Linked DNA regions of Mus musculus: regions 1 and 2 are each linked to region 3. The links are chromatin loops, found by intact Hi-C in ENCODE. Cell type or tissue: left cerebral cortex. All regions are shown on one strand. Region 1 has its middle 52 kb from the start of Ppp3r1. Region 2 overlaps Plek (pleckstrin). Region 3 has its middle 6.1 kb from the start of Cnrip1.

Evidence for each region. Hi-C counts contacts between places; a loop is a spot of excess contacts. Peaks named below come from ENCODE experiments on the same cell type or tissue, not always from the same donor. Only the 100,000 strongest peaks of a DNase experiment are listed, where the experiment ranks them.
Region 1: it touches region 3 in a loop (4-fold over the local background); 2 of 42 quality-filtered maps call a loop at or near these places.
Region 2: it touches region 3 in a loop (4-fold over the local background); 6 of 42 quality-filtered maps call a loop at or near these places.

Annotation. Positions count from the first base shown.
Region 1 is chr11:17,103,303-17,111,302 of GRCm38, forward strand. No RefSeq gene overlaps it. Among named protein-coding and RNA genes, the nearest start is that of Ppp3r1, 52 kb to the right of the region's middle. In left cerebral cortex, no CTCF peak of the experiment used is centred here; DNase peaks (open chromatin) are centred at 3,839, 4,291 and 4,451; H3K27ac peaks cover 532 bases.
Region 2 is chr11:16,969,963-16,977,962 of GRCm38, forward strand. Plek (pleckstrin) reads right to left here. Exons shown (of 10, transcript NM_019549.2): 10 at 1,244-4,191. The coding sequence ends at 4,188. Among named protein-coding and RNA genes, the nearest start is that of Fbxo48, 23 kb to the left of the region's middle. In left cerebral cortex, no CTCF peak of the experiment used is centred here; DNase peaks (open chromatin) are centred at 3,313 and 7,258.
Region 3 is chr11:17,041,787-17,049,786 of GRCm38, forward strand. No RefSeq gene overlaps it. Among named protein-coding and RNA genes, the nearest start is that of Cnrip1, 6.1 kb to the right of the region's middle. In left cerebral cortex, no CTCF peak of the experiment used is centred here; DNase peaks (open chromatin) are centred at 4,234, 5,531 and 5,867; H3K27ac peaks cover 1,360 bases.

The DNA.
Region 1 (8,000 bases), 62 kb after region 3:
AATCACCATGCCCGACCTAAAGATGTACTACAGAGCAACTGTGATAAAAACTGCATGGTACTGGTATAGTGACAGACAAGTAGACCAATGGAACAGAATTGAAGACCCAGAGATGAACCCACACACCTATGGTCACTTGATCTTTGACAAGGGAGCTAAAACCATCCAGTCGAAAAAAGACAGCATTTTCAACAAATGGTGCTGGCACAACTGGCTGTTATCATGTAGAAGATTTCGAATTGATTCAGTACTATCTCCTTGTACTAAAGTCAAATCTAAGTGGCTTAAGGATCTCCACATAAAACCAGAGACACTGAAACTTATAGAGGAGAAAGTAGGGAAAAGCCTCAAAGATATGGATACAGGGGAAAAATTCCTGAATAGAACAGCAATGGCTTGTGCTGTAAGATCGAGAATCGATAAATGGGACCTCATAAAATTGCAAAGCTTCTGCAAGGCAAAAGACACCGTCAATAAGACAAAAAGACCACCAACAGATTGGGAAAGGATCTTTACCTATCCCAAATCGGACAGAGGACTAATATCCAATATATATAAAGAACTCAAGAAGGTAGACTCCATAAAATCAAATAACCCCGTTAAAAAATGGGGCTCAGAACTGAACAAAGATATCTCACCCGAGGAATACCGAATGGCAGAGAAGCACCTGAAAAAATGTTCAACATCTATAATCATCAGGGAAATGCAAATCAAAACAACCCTGAGATTCCACCTCACACCAGTCAGAATGGCTAAGATGAAAAATTCAGGTGACAGCAGATGCTGGCGAGGATGTGGAGAAAGGGCAACACTCCTCCATTGTTGGTGGGATTGCAAGCTTGTACAACCACTCTGGAAATCAGTCTGGCGGTTCCTCAGAAAATTGGACATAGTACTACCGGAAGATCCAGCAATACCTCTTCTGGGCATATATCCAGAAGATGCCCCAACCGATAAGAAGGACACATGCTCCACTATGTTCATAGCAGCCTTATTTATAATAGCCAGAAGCTGGAAAGAACCCAGATGCCCCTCAACAGAGGAATGGATACAAAAAAAATGTGGTACATTTACACAATGGAGTACTACTCAGCTATTAAAAAGAATGAATTTATGAAATTCCTAGCCAAATGGATGGACCTGGAGGGCATCATCCTGAGTGAGGTAACCCAATCACAAAGGAACTCTCACAATATGTACTCACTGATAAGTGGATATTAGCCCAGAAACTTAGGATATCCAAGATATAAGATACAACTTGCCAAACGCATGAAATTCAAGAACGAAGACCAAAGTGTGGACACTTTACCCTTTCTCAGAAATGGGAACAAAACACCCATAGAAGGAGTTACAGAGACAAAATTTGGAGCTGTGACGAAAGGATGGACCATCTAGTGATTGCCATATGCAGGGATCCATCCCATAATCAGCTTCCAAATGCTGACACCATTGCCTACACTAGCAAGATTTTGCTGAAAGGACCCAGATATAGCTCTCTCTTGTGAGACTATGCCGGGGACTAGCAAACACAGAAGTGGATGATCACAGTCAGCTATTGGATGGGTCACACGGCCCCTAATGGAGGAGCTAGAGAAAGTACCCAAGGAGCTAAAGGGAACTGCAACCCTATAGGTGGAACAACAATATGAACTAAACCAGTACCCGGGAGCTCTTGTCTTTAGCTGCATATGTATCAAAAGATGGCCTAGTCGGCCATCAGTGCAAAGAGAGGCCCATTGGACTTGCAAACTTTATATGCCCCAGTACAGGGGAATGCCAGGGCCAAAAAGGGGGAGTGGGTGGGTAGGGGAGTGGGGGGGTGGGTATGGGGGACTTTTGGTATAGCATTGGAAATGTAAATGAGCTAAATACCTAACAAAAAATGGAAAAAAAAAAGAAAATAAAATGAAAGCATCACAATCCAAGAAATTTCTGAAAGTCAACACTCAAGTGTAGTCATACTAATTCAATTTTAATATATAACCATCTATATTACCTTACCCACATGTGCATGCTCTCTCTCTCTCTCTCACACACACACACACCTCATCTATTAAAGCAGAAGCCTAAATAATAAGCCATTAAAGATAAAGATTCTAGCTGAGCTCACTACATGTAAGTTAAAAGAAAATGTTAAAAATAAAGAAGAAAATAAAATTTTAGGGGTTATATAAGATCTAAAGAAAAATTCTGAGACTCTAACAGTTCTTACTCCCCCATTCTCATCTGTCCTCCCATGGCCTTAGCTCTCCCTTCTCGATCACCCAGCAGAGTGGATTCTTTATCAAGGAGGAAGACAGTGATGGCCTGTGGATTGCCGTGGTCCTCTGTCATCTAGACTCAAGGGACTGAAGGATGAGGATATTATGGAGATCACAGCTAAGAGGAAAAACAGAACATTTGGAGTCAGAGAAACACTCAACCCAAAACGTTAACTCAACTGGACTACCCTCACTGGAGCTGAGGACAAATAGATTTGTTATGCAGTGGACTGTGGTAAAAACTCACAACCTGTTCATAGTGCAGAGAGGAAAGGTAAACAGAGCTCAGCCACAACTGGGAAGCATGTATTATAATACATACCAGCCATCCCCAAGGCTCATTGTGGAAGTGCAGGCAAGGAGACTGTGAGAGGCAGAGGGCATGGCGAAGAGTGAGACAGTGTCCTCTGGACATGTCAGGACCACTGCACTCTCAGACTCATGGAAGGGGTGGTCACCTGTGGAAGGGGAGGCCACCTGAACAACATCAAAACAGTCGCCATTCTGTCCAGGAGGTAGGGAACGGGCTTATGAGGCCCCACCCCTAGCTGAAGTGATGCACTCTGGGGGAGGGAAAGTCAATTTTCTTTAAAGGTGTTGCCTCTGGTAGGTTGACCATGCTCCTCATCAGAACCCTACAACCAACAGCACAAATAAAACTTAATGGGTTATTTACACACACACACACACACACACACACACACACACACACACACGGGGAAAAAACACAAAGGACACAAAGTTGTGGGCAGGGAAGATTGAGTGCATCCAGGAGAGATTAAAGGAGGAGTAGAAGGTGAACAGGATCAAACTGCCTCATGTGAAAGGCCCTGAGAAATCTCAAATGATAAATCAATTTTGTAAGGCCGAAAACAATCTGGAAAATGCAGCCTTCAGAATTGAGGGGGTGAACCAAAGGTAAATTTTAGGATCGAGGAACTAAGGCATGCCCAAGCATATCCAAGTAGTCACTGTTACAGGAGCTCCCGGGCTTGCAGGGCTCTGCACCTGGTGGAGATGGTGGGATGGGTTGAAGGAAAATGAGCCCCGTAGGCCCACAGAAAGTGGCAGTGTTAGGAGATGTGGCCTTCCTTGTTAGAACAGGCATGACCTTGTTAGAGGAAGTGTGTCACTTTGAGGTTTCAAATGCTCAAGCCAGGCCCAGTGTCAGTTTCTTTGTCTGCTGCCTGCCCATCCAGATGTAAAACTCTAGGCACATCCTCCAGCACCACGGCCAATATGTTTCCTGTCATGATGATAGTGGACTAAACCTCTGAAACTGTAAACCAGCGCCAATTAAATATTTTCCTTATTAAGAGTTACTGTGGTCACGGTGTCTCCTCACAGTGATAGAAACCCTAACTAAGACAGACACCTGACATCATCTCTGTTTAACACTTTCTGAAAATCTTTTAGACTAAAACTGTCTCTCTGCCTTGCCTGGTGTGGTTCCTTTGCACTGAGTAAAACCTGGGAATCCTTTGGGATTTATCGCTCTTGGAAGGGAAATTGTTTAAACAGCCGGAAAAGCACCTGCTGCAGATAGCATGAGCATTTGGCAAGGTGGGTGGTGAAAATGAGACAGAGCAGAGGGGAGGGGGCTGAAAATTATCCCACATTCTCATTCTTTGTAGCTGGCGCCCCACGAGCTGCTCCTGAGCAATGCCTCTCCAATGAGTTGGAGGGAACTTGTACTTTTTCCTCCTTCAGGGAACGAGGGAAGACTGTCTTAAATCTGCTAAAAATACTTGAAGAACATCCAAAGAGAAGTTTGACAAGCGCGTCATTTTAATGGGGCCGAGGGCAGGGGTTGGGGGTGGAAGTGGGGATGAGCTTGGCCAAATAGCGACTGTTCTGATAAAACAATAATGCCATTGACCTGCGGAAGAACTCTTAGAGCCCTTGTAAACAGAGCTCGAAGCTTCGGTGAGGTTTTCTCCGACTCAGCTGATATCTATTTATTCTCAAGCCTGCAGAGAACAACCACTTCCAGGGATCCCTTGAGGGAACAAGCACTTTCTTCACTGTGTGCCACCTCCAGGAACAAATGTTCTTTGCTGTTTTTTTTTTTTTTCCCTTCAAATTACTTTGTATTCTTAAAGAAGCTTTCCCTAAATTGTCTGAATTGTATGGGATGCTTCTTTAAATGTAGATCCATAGTTGAATAAATGTCTTTGTGGGATGGTGGAGCATCTTTTGAATAACTGCCCAGGAGTGGTATAGCTGTGTCTTGAGGTAGAACTATTCCCAGTTTTCTGAGAAACTGCCAAATTGATTTCCAAAGTGGTTGTACAAGTTTGCACTCCCACCAGCAATGGAGGAGTGTTCCCCTCTTCATATCCCAACCAGCAATGTGCTATCTTTTGATCTTAGCCATTCTGATGAGTGTAAGATGGAACCTCAGAGTTGTTTTGATTTGCATTTCCCTATTGAGTAAGGACTTTGAACATTTCTTTAAGTGCTTCTCTGCTGTTCAAGATTTCTCTTGTTGAGAATTCTCTCTTTAGCTCTGAGCCTTATTTTTTAGTTGGGTTATGCTCTGTTGGTGTCTAACTTCTTGAGCTCTTTATAAACTTTGAACACTAGGTCTCTGTCAGATGTAGAGTTAATGAGCATCCTTTCCCAATCTGTAGGCTGCTGTTTTGTCCTATTGACACTGTCCTTTGCAGTTTCATGAGGTCCTATTTACCAATTTTTGATCTTAGAGCCTGAGCCATTGGTGTTCTGTTCAGGAAGTTTTCTCTTGGACCAATTTGTTCCAGGGTATTTCCCATTTTCTCTTCTATGAGATTTAGTGTATCCAGTTTTCCTTATGTTGAGGTCCTTGATCCACTTGGACATGGACATGAGTTTTGTGCAGGGTGATAAGTATGGATCCATTTGCATTCTTCTACATGCAGACATGCAGTTAGACCAGCACCATTTGTTGAAGATGCTTTCTTTCTTTCTTTTTTTTCATTGTACAGTTTTGGCTTCTTTATTAAAAATCAAATAGCACCAGTCCCTGACACTATTAATGATACTCTGTTATGCTTATAGACAGAAATGTAGCAGGGCTGTCCTGAGAAGCTCCACACAGCATATGACTCAGATGCACCCACAGCTAAAGAGCTGATGGAGCTTGGAGACTCTTATGGAAAAATAGAAGGAAGAATTGCAGGCCTTGAAGGAGATAGAAACTCTAACAGGGTCAACTAACCCTTGGGGCTCTCAGACACTGAGCCACCAACTGAAGAACATGCACAGGCTGGACCTAGGCCTCGCTGAACATATACAGCAGACGTGTAGCTTGGTCTTCAAGTAGGTCCCAAACAACTGGAGCAGAGGCTATTCCAAAAGTTGTTGCCTGTCTTTGAGATATGTTCTTCTAGCTGGGCTGCCTTGCCTGGCCTCAGTGGGAGAGGATGCACCTACCCTCTCAGAGATTTGATGTATCAGGGAGGGAGATACCCAGGGGGTCCACCTTCTCAGAGGAGGAGAGGGGAGATGGGGGAAGGATTGGGGAAGGGATGACCTAGAAAGGGTCAGTGAATGGGATGTAAAGTGAATAAGTAAAACAAATAAATATATTTTTTAGATGCAGATCCATGAGCTTCTCTTTGTTGATCTATTTAATCAGGTAGACTCCCAGAGAATAAATTCAAAGCACCTGCATTTTAATAAGCACATTTGATGATTCTTACCACATTGTAACTTAGAAAGAATTATCCTGGGATTTATTCACTATAGTCCTTTTATATGTGTGTTTATTTATTCAAGCAGCATTAGTGTGTCTAGTATTCTCAGGTAAAATATCATTGGAATGCAATAATAGGTAGCCAGATTGCTCATAAAAAAAATAGTGGTAAATGTGCTTAAAGTGTTTACAGTTGAAAATTCCCAGACCTATCTAACAACAGACTAATGAAATGTTTGAAAATTGAGGAAAGATTTGAATGTTATAGGTTAGAGACCTAAATACAAATTACCTTGGGTCATCTTAGTCCGTTAAATATCCATTGTTCTCCTTTGTGTGTAACTTCTTGATGTCTTTGCATAACATGAAATAATTTGGAATGCATTAACAGATGCCTGTCTTACACCAACACAAAGGAGAATATCATAGACTACAACAGAGGTTCCCCTGCCTTTCTATAATTTGCCAGTCTGGTGTTTCCACCAATGTATCTGAGATGTCATGATTTATTGTTTATTTTCAGTTACTACAAAATATCATGAAACTATTAACATATCACAACATGGAATTGGGGATACCTGAGGTTGTGTTCTTGGGTCATGGTCCCTCACATTTGTCTCTAGTTTAAACTATCTCTTGTCCCCTTGAATTTAAATTTTTGGGGGGGGGGGGTTGGTTAGTTGGTTGGTTGGTTGGCTGGTTGGTTGGTGCATCATCAGTTATGGCGCCCAAAACTGGAACCTCAAAGATGATCCACTTGTTACTGAAGAAGTCACATGTGTTGGTACTAGCATAGGCCCATTGTGCCCAAACCAGTTGTATCCTCAGGTAGCTTTTTGAGAGTTCTTCCTTGACACCAGCCCTCCCTTGGTTTGATCAAAGGTCTATTTATTAATTCTCAACTGATTGTTTAAGATCCTATTTGTTGTGGGTCTGGAGAGATTGCTCAGTAGTTAGGAGTACTTGCTGCTCTTCCAGAGGACCCAGTAACCATATGACAACTCACAATTACCTCTAATTCCAGTTTCAGATAATCAAACTTCTGGCCTCTCTGAGCACTGCATGCATGTGGTGCACAGACATACCCATTTGTGGTTCCACAAAATACCCATTATATGCATTTTTAAAAATCTTTTTAGAGATTCTATTTCTTGAATACCTTTATTTGGTTCAGTTCCAAGTGTATAGCTTAAGATATACTTTTATGTGTTTGCTTGTTTGCTTTGAAGGTATTTGTTTCCTGACCATTTAGTTTGTTAATCTTCTTGTACTCTCATTTTCCTCTGGTAACTCCTCCCATACTTGACTCAAGGAAAGTATTTCCCTTTTCAGAGAAAAACAAATTATTTGATACTTTAGTTGGGTTTATGCTTAATGAGCTTGTAATTCTACTAGTGTATGTTTTTAAAATGAGAAAAATCTAAATAGAGACTAGGTAGTTTTACATTTCCTTGAATGTAGAACATTTACTAACTATGAATTAGTCTAACTAGAAGTTCTAAGCAATAGAAAAAAATAAAGTCAGAAGTGACCAACCTCTTTCATTGGAATTTTAAAATATCTAAACAATATACAAATCATAATTTGCAAATTAATAAGAGTTCTAGAAGTTATATCTAATTGAGTAAAAGGATATATTGAAACTAATTAGAATTTTAATCATTCTTAGGGAAGTTCCATACCTTGTAATGTTGTCAATGGAAGCTGTAGGTCAAGGTTATAAATTTGATTTGACTTTGGATGGAGTCCACTGGCAGTGAGGTAGTTCTGTCTCTCCCTGTGGCTTCAGAGTAAACTGTGGACCCTGGGTATGGTCCAGCCCTGAACTATGATAAAGTCTATTGGTACTTAAGGATTTCCACATCTTGCAGCAGGTTCAGCAGAATAAATAATCCTAAAACTCATAAGAAAATGCAAATGGCCAATAGACAAAATAGTTCTGAATAGTAAAAATGCTGGAAGAGGCAACACCAATACTTCTTTCAAGTTATACTACAAAGCTATAGTGATAAAAAACAGACCCACGGATCAATAAAATTGATTTGAGGACTCATATATAACCC
Region 2 (8,000 bases), 72 kb before region 3:
GGAATAGCATTGTTGTGACAGACCTGACCATCTTGGTTTGGGGAGTATTATGGAAGAGTTTGGAACTTCCCACTAAAAAAGTCATTGGGTGATCAGAGCTTACTGGACTGCTTGGGTGTGGGCACGGGTGGGCTTGGAAGGTGACAATGCTGGGTTCTCTAGAAGAACAGAATGATAAAATGAATTGATATTAAGAAGGGATTTACCGGATTTAATTGTACAGTAAGACCCAGGTAGTCTAACAATGACTGTCTCATACTGGCACAGGCAAGAACCCAGTAGTTACCCAATCTACCAGGATAGGTGTCTCAGGAGTCCCAGTCTGGCATGAAAGGCCTGAAGGATTCCAGAAGAGCTACTGGTCTTCAGGCTATACTGGGAACCCAAAGAAGTTGGTTCTCGTATCAGTGAAGGAGTGCAGCAGCAGTGAGATAGGTGGACTTGTCAAAAAGAGTGCAGACAAGCAGGCAAAGACAGCACTTACTTTCTTCCATGACCTTTTATCTGGGCTGCCACTAGAAGATGCCACCTATATTTAGGGTAGATCTTTATATTTCAAATGATTTTAGTGGAAAGAGTACTTCACAGCAGTGCCCAGAAGCTTGCATTTTTTGTTGATTCCAGATCCAGTCAAATTTGAGAACCAAGATCAGCCATCTCACAGACTTCCAAGCCAAGGAATGAGAGCCATTTCTATAAAGTTTAAAAAGTAAGGAAATGGATTCTCCCTAACACTCCCTCAAGGAATGGAGCCTTGCTCACATCTGGAGACCTAATTCAGACTTACAACTTTCAAAGCTATAAGATAATATATTTGTATCATCATAAGCCTCAATCTGTGGTGATTTTTTTAAAAAAGAGCAACAGAAAACTAATACAATACATTTTGTAGAAAATATATAATTAAATATAAGAAGTACAATAATCTTAAGTAAACAGTTTGGATGTTGCCTTTTGTATATTAATACACAGTTATATTCAACTTCAAGGTCAATCTGTAGAAAATCTATAAAGTTCTCTTCAGTACTTTCCCAATTCACAACCCCTAAAAAAGAGGTGTTCATATCTGCTTACATATAATGTTTTGACAACAAATGTGTGGGACTTTCCCTCACATTAAGTCACTCTGTAGATACCACCTGGGTCCTACCATTATGTTATGATACCAACCAAGATTTAATGTAGGATCCCTAATTAAGGGCATAATCTCACAAGAATGTATTACAAAACCCAGAAGTTATTTCTGTACAAATGCCAGTTTATTATAAAAGATCCTCTTGGGAGGCAGAGGCAGGCAGATTTCTGAGATCGAGGCCAGCCTGGTCTACAAAGTGAGTCCCAGGACAGCCAGGGCGATACAGAGAAACCCTGTCTCAAAACAAACAAACAAACAAGATTCCATTGAGGAACACCCAGATGGAGACATGGGTGTTCTCCATAGAAGGGTTAGGGGCTTCCACACCATTGACACAAAAAAGACAGCTCTTACCTTCAAAGGAATAAAAGTTTAGAGTTTATTCTAGAGCAAAATATGAGTGACTATGGCTTGGGAATATAGATTGAACTTTCCCAAAAACCCTACTACAGTGTTGCATCACTTACGTGCATTTTCACAGTAACAGAACAAAGTCCTAAATCAAGGCATTTTTTTCCCAAATACATTGGTAGAAACATCATATAGGTTATAAGGATTACAGCAAAGTAGGCATTGAATTTTGTCTGAGGACATTCTTAGCTTTGGGACTCATGAAACTAGAGGTCTTTTCAAGGGCAATTTGATAGGCAGGACATGAATATTTAGCAAAACAATAGAAATACCATTCCTGACAGGGCTTATGTCCTCCCTATTCACAGGCATTTGACCAATAGTACATGAATTGTCTTCCAGAGAGTAGGCCTCAGATCCTATGAGAAAGCCATTGGTTACACCCCTACAAGTAATGTCCCTATGCCACCAGTGGACACATCTTGCCTTTCCAGCTATTTGTTTACTTTTCTGTTTCATTATAAGATTATATTAAGTTTCCCATCTTACTCCTGGATTTTATGAAAATTAATGTTTGACCAATAAGGACATCCCTTGCTTATGTACGAGTTTATGTGCTTTGTTTGATGCTGTGACAAAATGACCATCAGAAATAACTTAGAAGAAGTTGTTTTCAGTTCACAAATTTAAGCGTTTCAGTCCTCCACAGTCATTGAGTGTAGTGAACCAGGGCAGGGCACATTAAGGCAGACAGGAATCATTGCAGAGTGATGATAACAGGAGAAGCCCAGATATACCTCCGGAAGGATACACCCACCTTCTTCCTCCAACTTGCAAAGTTCCACCACCTCCTAATAGTCTTGAATCTACCAATGGATCAACTATCCATTCACTGAGTCAGAGCTATCATGAATTAATTATCTTTTAAAATTCTCCTTACAGACATATTTACATATGTGCTAAACTGATACCCTACACATTAAGCATCTCCCAGTTTAGTCAAATTAACATTATTAACCTTACAGTTCACCAACTTTAGATTCTATGGTACAAGCAATGGAAACATTGGAGATGAGCTAAAGTTTGGAAGATAAGCAACATTATATATTTAAGGTTCCTCTATTCCATATAGAGTTTAGTGATAAATATATATAAAGTAGATTGGAGTATAGTTATGGGGTATGGAAGTCTATTTGGAAGCTCTTGAAATGAATCTACACAGTAAATGGTAGGGTTCTGATCTAAACACAGAAATGTGAATATACAAGAAGGATGTTCTTAACATGAATTAAGAATTGGTAACTGGTGAGCTAGGCAGCACTTCAAGGAGATAATGTGATTGAGGGATTAAGGGATTGAAAGATGTGCTACACCCATAAAAAATGGGTCTATTTCCTTTTCCCATCTACAATAACTCTCTAAACGTTAAAATATGTGGACCCTTGTCTATAAATAGAATACTCTAAATAAGAAACAGAAATCCACAGCTAGATTCAGCATCTGTCTTATGAGGACAAAGTATTCAGAATGAAATACAGCCAACTTATCAAATAACTTGTTCATTTCCTTGAAGAATACCACACAGTGTTCAGCACTGGTCTTCACTAGTCATGTGCTGGACACTCAGAGGTGGCAATAGCTAAATAAGGTTGGAAAGTTGAAGCCAATGCTGTTGTCCCTGTATATGACCTCTATATCCACCACTGTGATATACCAATGGTTACCTATGGGTAACCATTCATGTGTCATTTGTGCTAGGGCTATGGTGATTACAGGCCAAGTGGTTTGGGGATGGAAGCTTCTGGGATTATTAGAATGTGACACACACATCCTCACACTTTACACCCACTCCCAGATGTCCATCCTTATGCTTCTTCCCAAGAGTCCCTTGTCTCTGATCTTTCTGTCTTTTTTCCTTATAAGACTCTGAACAATTAGAGAGAGCATACATTACTGTTCATTAGACCATAAATATATTGTCACTTTGAGTCACTTCTCCACACAAGACAGAAGACCTGATGTCCTGTTTGGTCGGGGAAAGATGACCCCTTGCTATGCTTTCCAGGCCAAACCCGTAGTTAAACTTGCGTTGAAGTTACCTCACCTAATTCTAGTTCCTAGCACTTTTGTGTATTTTAGTATCATTCTTTCCCCTTTTTAATACAATTCATTCACTCCTTGCTCTATCTCAGGCTCAGATTTTTCTAAGGACTCAGCTGACATTCTTGTTCATTGGAGAAATGACATTGAGCAGAAGGGCAGAAGAGCAATGGACACTTGTAGGCTGATGTCTTATGTGTGGTGTGAAGTGTCATGGTAATTGTTTTATTCAGGTGAGAAGAAAACAGGAAGGAGAACTCAGAATACAAAGGGATGAAAGGCCTCATGCTCCTCCAGCCTTGAGACTTTCTGGACTATCTGTAAAGTCTCTAGACTTCCCATAGAAAGTTATACAAGCACAATATTGTTTGATTTGAGTGCTGGTGTGTGGGGAACAGACCCATAAAGCTTGAGAACTCTTGCTTCAGTGAATATTAAATAAACAACACATTAAAATGATGCACCCCAAAAGCATGTGAGGAAGGTGAAGACAAAACAGAATGCCGACTCAAAGTTCAAAGTCTGGCCTTGAATTCCATCTCTGTTATATGGGTTGTAGAATCTTGGCCAGTCAGATGCTCCTCAGTGATTCTCGGTGTCCTCATCTGTGCAACCATAGTAAAGAAGATTTAGTGTGAGTGTGAAATAAAACAACATTTGTAACAACATAGGTGATATGGTTCCTGGTTGGCTACATAGCATATAAATGGCTATTGGCAAATCTCAGGAAATCTGTCATTCCTCAAGTAATAATAATAATGCCAAAACAAACCATATCACTATTACCATTGCAAACAAATTACTCGTTCCACAAGATAACTCCAGCACATTATCAATCTCCCAAGGAAGACAAATGATTCTTAAGAAGGCAGACTGGGTTCCTCTCTATTGTCTCACACATAGATACATCATTGTTATATTTCAAGTATAACCTACAGATAAACATTGAAAAAGGATATGTTTACCAAATTGATAAGTAAGTATGCAGTATGTCTACTCTAAATGTGCTTGCCACCTGACACATTAATGCTGGTCATTTTGTAAAGCATTCTCTAGTGCTCATTTAAGTCTGTGTCTACATCACAATTAGAACATGGAAAATCTCAAAGCCTCTTAGCTCCTATTCAAGGGCAGTTGGGGAAACTTGCATTTGCATCCTTGATTTGGGGGTTTATATGCACAGTGTGTTATAGAAACTGCCCTCATATTGCTGATATAAACACAAGAGACAAAGAGAAAAACTATATAACATAAGTAAAAAGTGCAAGACCCTGGGTTCTTGTATTTTACCTCAGAACCTGGGCATTTGCCCTATTGCTTTCTAATTACCCACATATAAGTATCTAATCTTATGCCTCTCTGCTAAGATCTTATTTCCCATTCTCCAGACAGCAATTCAAGATCAGGGGTGTCTTTTATTGACTTCAAACTGAGCATCACCCTGCAATGGGTCCACACATACTCAGTTCTCCACTAGAAGAGGCGTCTTTCACTTGGTCCTTACCATTTCCCTGAACCTACCCTCTACTTAAATAGTTCAAAGCATGTCATATGTAAGAAAACTAGCCTATCATCCCTAAATGCTACCCCTCTGTATAGAAATATGATGAGAAACAGATGAATATTTGCTTAAGAAACAACAGTGACTTAGACCAGACAAGATAGGCCTGCATATGTAAGAAGTCCCAGTGGAAATCCGTATAGGTGGCAGTCTCAGTAAGATGTAGTAAGTACTCTGCATCTCTCCGTCTTCCTACCTCAGCAAACAGTTCCACTTTTTCTCCAATATGTAGGGTAATGTGTGTCACCCTTCCTTTCTCTTTCCCCTTACCCATTCTTCCCACATTACTTAGTATGACCTATTAATGAGATTACAACAATTGATCCCAGGCCTCTGCACTCTATATAAAGTACTTTACCCCTGAACCACACATATAGTCCCAGAAAACCACTTCCTTCTACATTCTTTTGTGTCCTTTCCTGGGTAGAAGGAATAGCCAGTCCTACTACAGTACACTCCTTAGTAGGTAAGGAGATCCTAAATATCTTTATACATTACTTATGTGGTCAACTTCTGTAGCTTAGCCAACAACTTTAGGGAGACTGTCAAGATAAAAGTAATGGGGGATGCTGGGCCATATAATACACACACACACACACACATATGGAGAGAGAGAGAGAGAGAGAGAGAGAGAGAGAGAGAGAGAGAGAGAGAGAGAGAGAGGGAGGGAGAGAGAGAGAGAGCACTGGTTTGTGCACATCTAATCATCAGATACTTCCTACTGCATCAAAGATGAGGGATTGGGCTATATAGGCCTCTGGCTTCCCCCAAACTACTCCCAGAAGAATGCCAAGTGGGGCATGGAAGGTGGACAAGGCAACTACTCATGCTGAAGCCAAATACAGAGCCTCCACTGTGCAAAGCCTCCTGGCACACAACACATGGCATCTACAGTGCACACCTTAGCAGGTGCTGATACTCTTATATACCTGTGACACTAATGCAACCTCTAGATAGAGGTCTTCATCCCTCTCAAACATTTTCTCCTTCCTTTGTGCTTCCTTCTGCCCACTTCTTTCCAGCCTCTTTCCCATGCCCAGATACTCACTGATCAGTTTTCTATCACTATAGATTAGTGTGCAGTTTCTAGAATCTCATGTCATTACAATTACGCAGTATACAAATCTTTTTATTTTTTTTCGAGACAGGGTTTCTCTGTGTAGCTCTGGCTGTCCTGGAACTCACTCTGTAGACCAGGCTGGCCTCGAACTCAGAAATCCGCCTGCCTCTGCCTCCCAAGTGCTGGGATTAAAGGCAAACGCAATCACTGCCCGGCATTATATACATCTTTTCTCCAAGCCTACTTGTTCTGTGATTTACCCATGCTGTACATACAAAGAGTTCACTCCTTTATTGTGTGAAGTATGTCATTGTACGAATACAGATGCTTTGCTTTTTTACTACTATACTTTTTTTAAATGTCTGGGTCATTTCCTTGACAACTACAAATGATGAACACTCATAAAACTTCTGTATGGACATATGCTGTTATTTCTTTTGTATATGGATCAAGGAATGGAGTAGAGAGTATCTGTTTAATGCTTTAAGTCTTCCCATAGGTTGATGTTCAAAGTGGCTATACCACTGCACTTTTCAGAGTACATTGAACTGCACCATTGTAATGGCTCAGGTGTTGCATTCCCTCGTCGAAACTCAGGATACCACTCTATGTTGGTTTGTGCAAACCCCCAAGTCTATGATGCTGTCTTGCTGTGAACTCAGTTAGCACTTCCCTAATGGCTGATGAATTTCCACATATGTATTTAGTTATTTGTATGTATTGATTTATCACACATGTTTGGGAACGTCTTCTGATTGTTGACAAGCCATGGGTTTTACTCATGGCAGATTGTTGCTGTGTATGTGTGAAAACTTCTTGCTGCTCATCCACAGAAGGAAATTTAAGACACGAGAGTACCCAGTGTATGTGTGTATAAATACATCCTAATCAGCCCGGAAAAAGATGTTTGCAAGAACATATCACAAAGTAAAATCCCCCAAAACCTCAAAGCCAGTGCCCATGGGTGGAGCCCTTTGCTTAGCTATATTTGACCATAGAGGTTTCCCTTAGGCCACAGAAAACTCAGAACCCAGAATTAGGGCTGGCTATGTGCTAACAGGAAATGCTGCCGTAGCTGATAGGAACGGAGCCAGAACACAGTTACCAGGGTTCCTATGGAAACAAGATAGATACCAAAAGCTGGGAAGAGCTAAGTATATCAATGACAGGACAGTGAGCTTAAGAGCATATATAGATTCAGAAGTCAGGTAAGCTGGGCTTTGAATATGCTGTAACTATAGGGCAAGGGGTCTTGAGCAAGTTTTATATAGAAATGTTCAACCAAAGAATTCTATGCAATTGTGATAAAGTTTTAAAAATTGAAAACCATTGCTCACTACCTTAGATTACCGTGAATGCCTTCGATGGAAGAAGAGACCAAGAAAGGGAAGCTAGGGTTTGTAGTGTGTTCAAACATGCCAGATAGTTCATACATGTTGCTCTATTGGTCCTAACTGCAACACCAATTTCATTTTAACAACAAAGAGGCTCATGTGGCTAAGGCTTGGGCTCCTGTGTAGCTCTGTAAGGAGTCAGGAGAATCTCTAAGAGGTCTAGAAGTAGGTCTTCTACTCGCTGGGAACATGTGCCTGAAGAGGATGTGAGTGCCTCAGAATATTTTCCATTCCTAGCCACACTCACAACCAGAGCCTGCTCTCTGATGCTATAAGATAGTCACCGGAAGCCCCAAACTAGAGGCCAGCCAACTGTTAATGGAAACTGTGAGCCAAAATAAACCTTTCTCTCTCTAGGTTGGTTTATTTGAGACATTTGTTACAGTGATGGAATGCTAG
Region 3 (8,000 bases):
AGGGTCTCCTTATTACAAACTCAAGTCCTGTTCTCAAAGTTTTAATTTTGTGAGTTTAACCTGGAGTGTCTGTAGAGCCCAAGATGCTCATAAGATGCCATGAAGGAATAAGAAGCATGCCAAGCTGTGTGTCTGCCTTGCCATTGGGGTCCCCAGAGGGCATGCTGCTCAAGGGAGGCAGAACACAGTCCATAATGGGGGTCCTCAGACCGTGTCTTCCCAGGTGGGAAAGAGCAAAGTCTGGGACAATTGCTGTGACTCTCAGTCTCCTTTGTACCCAGGCATCACTGGAGTACTGCTGGTAGTTGGGAACAAGGGTCCTGATCTGTGCTTTCCCTCTGGGTGTCCACAAGTCAAGCAGGAAGAGGAAGGCAGAGCCCAGGAATGAGCGGAACCTGGTTAGTTTCTGAGTGAATGCCGGGAGTAAGGAGGGGCTGGAAGAACAGGCTTACTCCAGGAGATTTAGGCTCTTATGATGAAGCCTCCACCTTTGGCAGTCCTTAATGAACAGACAGTCAGTGCTGCTCAAACGGCTTTATTTCATGGTGTATAAAAATGTATATACCTTACTCAGAGTGAACCAAGGAATGCCCAGGAAGGGAACTTCATTGGCTGAATACTCAAGGCCTATCTAGATACCCCATTAGCATGGAGAACTCCAGGTTTTTATGCTGTGTGACTGATTGCCATGGTCCTCTCAGTAGGGTGCTGTTGTCATATGTTCCAGAGCAAGTAGAGTTTGGAAGGGAGCTGGCTCCATGCCTACCATTCTCAATTTCGAGTTTCGCGGGATTTGTGCTCTCTCAACCTTACCAGTTCTTCTGCCTGGTGGCATGGTCCTCTTGCCCCATAGACGAATACATTAAAATGTGCAAGCATAGAACACAGTGGAAAAAGGATCAGAGAAGACGCAGACTTAATCAGGGCAGGGGATGGTGGAGAAGGATTGAGGAAGGGCTAACAAAACTTAGGAGATACTGAAATGCCACAAGAAAGCCTACTTTATACATGTATTTAATATGTATTAAATACATGAATAGACGTATCCTGCAATGGATAGTTAATTTGCCTTCCAGATGGCATGGCTTCTTAAATGACAACTCCTGTGCCAGAATCTTAGTGTAGGGTACTTCCCTGTGTATTGTTGTGCAGGGAAATCCCAGAAGCATCCCAATGGACTATTGCCGAACTGAATACTAAAACGCCATTGCTGGGGACACCGAACATTTGTTTACAGGACATAGAAAACTCTCACTGGGGCTGGAGAGATGGCTCAGCGGTTAAGAGCGCTGACTGCTCTTCCAGAGGTCCTGAGTTCAGTTCCCAGCAACCACATGGTGGCTCATAATCATCTGTAATGGGATCTGATGCCCTCTTCAGGTATGTCTGAAGACAGCTACAGTGTACTCAGATAGATAGATAGATAGTTAGATAGATAGTTAGATAGATAGATAGTTAGATAGATAGATAGATAGATAGATAGATAGATAGATAGATAGATAGATAGATAGATGGATGGATGAGAGATAGAGATAGGTAGAGATAGATAGATAGATAGATAGATAGATAGATAGATAGATAGATAGATAGATGGATGAGAGATAGAGATAGGTAGAGATAGAGATAGAGATAGAGATAGAGATAGAGATAGAGATAGAGATAGAGATAGAGATAGAGATAGAGATAGAGATAGAGATAGAGATAGAGATAGAGTAAATAAATCTTACAAAAAAGAAGAGAGAGAGAGAAGGAAAGGAAGGGAAGGGAAGGGAAGGGAAAGGGAAAGGGAAAGGGAAGGAAAGGAAAGGAAAGGAAAGGAAAGGAAAGGAAAGAAAAGAAAAGAAAAGAAAAGAAAAGAAAAGAAAAGAAAAGAAAAGGAAAAAAGTAAATTCTCACTGGATCTGAGCTTGCAGCATCCTCTTTGTGAGTGAATTTTCATAGTGATGGATACTGCACAGGCACCCAGCTGTGAAAGTCATCAAAGGTCTTCCCCAGCTATGACACCTGTGCCCTATGATATTCACCTGTCAGTTACATGTAGGCTTTGTTTTTTCAAAACCTTCTTTAATAGGGGTTCTCAAATACTTTAATTTCCCTTTTTGCCCATCACCCATCAGAGGTAATGGAAAGAAAAGGTTAATAGGGCAAAAGGGGATGTGAACCTGCTTAAAAATAGCTTTTTTGTGCTATTCCAATCTTCATTGTCAGGATGTCATCAGTTCAGTTCACATGAATCAACAGCAATAGCTCAGTCCACTCACAAACACCATTCATGAAACAGCCACAGCAGTTCTATTCAGAGGAAACCTACAGGAGCTGCCAATCAGCCCCAGTCTGCAGAAGCAGCAAGAAGCCACCAGAATATCATAAGGAGTTCTTTGGTGCATTTCTCTCTATGAAGTTATGACAAATGATGATAAGAGAAGGAGACAAGGTGAGCCAATGCTACAGCATCATTAGGGAAGACCAGCATCAGCAAAGCCCAATGAAGACCAGCAAAGAATGTCAAGGAGAACCAATGGTACAGTGTCATCCACTGTTTGTTTGACAACATGACCCTTCATCATGTGTCCTTTTAAGCATCCACATCAGCAAAACATCACATGCCCTTTTTCCAGGCAGCTTTCAGAAAAATACCACATGCCTGTTCTCAGCAAAACATCCTCCCATGCGTCTGCTTCAGCAAATTATCCTCTCATAAGACAGCTTCCAATGAAACATCACATGACATCACATGACACAAATGAGTCTCCAAAGAAACCAGAAATCTCCACTTCAGTTCTATATGCCCAGTGGTACAATAGTGGTAAGAACTTTATGAGGATAACCAGCTGCTTTCTGGTTGAAATTGGGGATTATTTCTAAGAGAGAATTCATGTGTTAAACTGTAAACATCGCGTGCCTGGGAAAGTCGTAAATCCTGAGGGGAGGGGAGATAGACTGTTGTCTGGAAGAAACATGGTGTCAAACTGCCTTCTAAATATGTAAATTATACATAAAAATTGTGCTGTTCTCTGTCTTGGTGTGTTGCAGTTGGCAACAAATGATACAGAAACTCACAACTATTGACATGCCAACAATAAGTTACTGGGGAGTGCTCAGCCCTACATAGCACAAGTCTATCATCATCCCTGAGGCTCCCAGAGCATCATGGAAGATAGAAAAGAAATAATGTAAGAGCTGGAGGACAAGAGAAAGTTAAATGTGATCTCCTGGACCAGATAGGGCCATTGTGTCATGAATTAAAACAACTGTAGTTACCTGCACAAAATGTGCATAATATTAGACTCATTAATACTCTGTCATGGATGGGACCTCTTAAGAGCCTACCTCCCCCAAGAAGTCATTGGCAGTTAATTATTGCTGAGGAAGGAGGAATAAAGTTTTTCAGTGGTGCATCCTCTGGTAACTTACATATGCTGTGCTAAATTACCCCCAATTTGTGCTCATGGAACAACCCAAATTAAACAGCAGGTCACAGAAGAAGATAATTCATTCGGTGGGAATAGGAGAAATAGAATGGAAAGTAAATGAATGTATATAGGTAACACATCATATAGATGTTTGAAATTCTCAGAGAACAACTTTTAAAAAGAAAAAATAATGTAAACAATGTAAAGTTGAATGGGATCGATGTTAGCCAGGAATTGAGATTTATTGAATAAAGGACACAGCTACTTTATCATATTTGAAATTTTCTGAAATAATGTTATATAAATCCTTGTTTAACTCCTATTTAATTATTTCTGTGTCAATGTAGTAAGAATTAAAGGCCTGGGAGCAGATATTTGATAGTAGAAAGGAGCAGAACATGAGAGAAGATATGAAGCATAAAAAGAATCCAAAGAGGCCAGGCATTAGTGGTGTATACCTTTAGTCCCAGCACTCAGGCAGAGGCTGGTGGATCTCTGTGAGTTCAAGGTCAGCCTGTTCTACACAATGAGTTCCAGGACTGCCAGGGCTACACAGACAAACCCTGCCTTGAAAAAAAAGAAAAAATCCAAAGAGAAGGAAACTTCGCAGTTGATGACAGTCTTATGTCTGATGGCTCACACAACTGTTCTCTGATGAACCTGGAGAGCCAGAACCCGGTAGCATGCCAAGCTTCCCATGTGTTTTCCAGTTCTGTGTTGCTGAGCGGTAGCAGAAATTCTACCCATCCACCCATTGTCTGTATCACTGTGAATTCCCAGTCCTTATATTTAGAGTGTGATATTTCACAATTCTCAAAGCCAATCTGTCCTGTCACTTCTTCTAAAAGGAACCTGGATCACCATGGTAACAGCAAAGGCAGTCAGTGAGGTGTTTGTGTTTTAACACTACTAAAATAGCAGGTGAAAAGCAAAAGTAGGAGAAAGCTTCCTCACTGTCCTTTAGAAACCATGCCAGTCACTCTTCAGTAAATGAGTGGAGTGCAGATAGAGTCTCCCTGTGGTTCCTATAGCTCCCCTCCAGAGAGCCCGGTTTATGGTGCTCCATCTGTATATCCAAGGAAACCACCATTATCTGCGTTTTGTAGAAAGGTAAAATGAGGCATCGGACTGCACAAGCCTCTCTAACATCTAGTAACTGCCAAAACCAGGATTGAACCCTAAATCCACCTGTTGTCAATGCCAGGGGACTCTATAATGCCAAGACATTATAGAGTGCTCATTCAGAAACTGTCTGTGTAATCCTCTATGTTATAAAATAAGCTCAGTATGAAATCTGTTGAAGGCAAAGGTAATCAGAAGTGTAGATTGTATTTACTTAAAACTCACAGTGTCTTGGAAATTTGTATTCACTTTCTTTCCTCTCTTAACTTTCTACTAAGAAAAGAATATAGTATTAGTAAACAGTAATAAGAAGAAATATATTTTTACAGAAACCTATAAAGAGATAAACAAAGAACCTCATGAAAGTATAGATCATACAAACAATATTCTGGATAAATAATAATTATACTACTCACTTTAAACTTTCTCACATAATTCCTTAAAGAAAGAGAACAATGTTAATCACAGCATTTCCCGATCCCTATAGTAAATATTTTATTGGCAATTATAAGTGGAGACTGGAGACATTATTACAGGATACATGATCATACTGTGAATCCTGAGACTGTATTATTTACTGAAAAAAAAAACAACATGTTTTTAGTTGTGGTGTGGTTCAGTCCTTAGCACACACATATTTAATCTAAAACTATGAAGGTCAAGTTATTTTGTAGAAGGAAGCACCCATGTTTGAGAGTGATGTCTAACTAAGTGGCAGACAAGGTGATGAATCAGAAAAAGACGAAACAGAATAGGATATGCCCAACTCTGTCAAGAAGAGAGAGAAAAGTGAAGCTACTCAAGAGAGCATTGCAATGAAAGAGAAAGAGAGAGAGAGAGAAGGAGGCAGTTCTACTGGGACAATTGTACAGAGACAGGGTGCAGAGAGAGAAAAAGCTAGATACAGTAGAAGACAGAATGAGCTAGAGAATGAGAAGAAGCCAGAAGATTGGAACAGATTGCCAACGTTAGTATGAAGCCAAGCAGAGCAATTCAGGAAAAGCTGAGAAAAGACAGAATCAGTCAGCTTGGAGTGGAGCTTGAGCCAGAACAGCTGAGTTGAACCACCAGGCCAGAGCTCAGAAAGAACTAGGAAGGGGTAAGCTTATTCAACATCAAGTCTCAGAGGCTGAAAACATTCTAGGCTTATATTAGATTGCATGGAGGCTAGAAGCTTCCAGGACTAGGCCTAGGTGAGCAGACTGAGGCAGTAAGCCTCAGAGACAACCATTACAAGAGAATAAAATTCATTTTTACAAGGGATGACTCAGGAATTAAAAGTGGTTGATCCTCTTCCAGAGTACTAGAGTGAGTTCTCAGTGCCCAAATCAGGTGGCTCACAGTGCCTCTGATGTCATGGGGATCTGACACTCTTTTCAGTTCTCCACAGGTGTGCACACAACACACACAAACATACATACATGCAAAGATACATACATAGGCACCCACACATCATATAGTCACACAACACATACCCATGCACATACAATATATCTAAATAGTTATAGGTGGTACTTTGCTAAGACATAACCCTAAGGTTAATATGTCTTAAACACAATGTTTGGAACATAGTCCTATGATTATAACACTTTTCATTAAAGTCCCTAAAGGCAAGATCCACAGCCAGCCAAATTGGACCTTGGTGATATCCACACTTTGGTCTGTCTTGGTTTCCCTATATCTGGGGGTAAGTAGACAAGTATGTTGCATCTCAGGGAAAGTTTTGTCACACAACAGCACCAATAAACATGACAAATCAGATGAGGAAAATCCTACGAGGTCCTAACCCTACATGAAGAATTTCAGGCAACTGAGTAAAATGGGGAGTAGGAGAGGTGGTCCTCCCCAAGGAAAAATACAGTCCAGTGATGAACCATCATCCTTGAAGATAAACATGTAAGTGAAACGCCCTTTTCAAATCCTTCATCTATGATCATAGTCAAGTGTCTATAAATGTATGGAGTCCTAAAAATATCACCACTACTGTAAGAAAAAAAGAAAAAAAGCTTTGACTCTTGGAAGATTTTGGGTGCAGGCCTCAGTTGCTGGGATCAGAGCTATCTCTTGCCACCATTTTTCTTTTACACTCTTTTCTCAACTGGGTAGTTGGAGGGAAAAGAAGAGGAAGTCTATCCCCCTGAGATCATTATATATTGTCCTCAATTTACTGTTCTATTGATGTGAAGAGACACTATGACCAAGAAAACTCTTTTAAAGGACGACATTTAATTGGGGCTTGCTTATAGTTTCAGAGGTTTAGTCCATGATTATCATGGTGAGAAGCAGATACACATGGCACTGGAGCAGTAGTTGAAAACTTTACATCTGATCTACAGGAAGCAGAGAGAAGGAGAGAGAGAGGCAGAGGGAGAGAGAGAGAGAGAGAGAGAGAGAGAGAGAGAGAGAGAGAGAGAGAGAGAGAGAGAGAGAGAGAGAGAGACTGGGCCTGGTGTGGGCTTTTGAAACCTCAAAGTTCAACTCAAATAATGCAACTCCTTCAACAAGGCCATACCTCCTAATCCTTCCCAAACAGTTCCACTAACTAGGGTCAAAGCATTCAGATGAGGCTATGGAGGTTCTTCACATTCAAATCACCACATAAATAATTAGAGCAAAATAAAGTTTCATCCTTTCAAATCTAAAGGTGAATCGTGGATGGTCTAATTCTGCTTCATACTTTTAATAAGTGATATTTAGATATATCCTAATGTTATGTTTCTTAACACTTATATAAATTATGGTTCCTGGAATACTAACTCCCTCTGTGATATTATTTTTTAAGAAAGTGTTTTGGACAGCTGAAAAACACGTGGAATACTACATGCTACACTATGGTTTTTGCAATGCAAAAGTCACTCTGTCAAACTAAAAGTATGAGACACTCAATGGTTTGTAAGTATTGTGTATGTATATGCACAAAAATATATCATGATATTTTTACATTATAAGTTTAGCTGGCCAAGACAATTTTTACCCAATAGCCAATAATCCTAATGGAACTGGCATTCTATTTAAATATATAAAACAGTACTTTAATATCTTAGAATATTTAATATTCTCAAAATTATCATTATTAAAATATGAATTTTAACTGAAGACCTGAACTAATAATCAACAGTATTAGAAGTTAACGTCCTCCTTTTTATTGGCTATTGTTCAGCACTTGCTTAGAGATAATGCAGCATCACATAAAAACTGTTAACATCGTATGCAGGTATTCATTCTCCTTCTTAAGTCGTTTCTTTCACATCCTCGTTACTGCCCAGACCAGATCATTTTGCCCTTTAGCTGCAATGTACAGAAAGTATTGTATGATTTTTAACATATGCATACTCACTGAATACTTCATAAAGTTCAAAAACCTGTCTTTCATCCCATAATAGTTTCAATGCTTAAAAAGACTAATGCTCAGTGTGGTAGCAATGTCAAAATGAGTCAAGAGTGATACAACTTCTATGGTAGAGT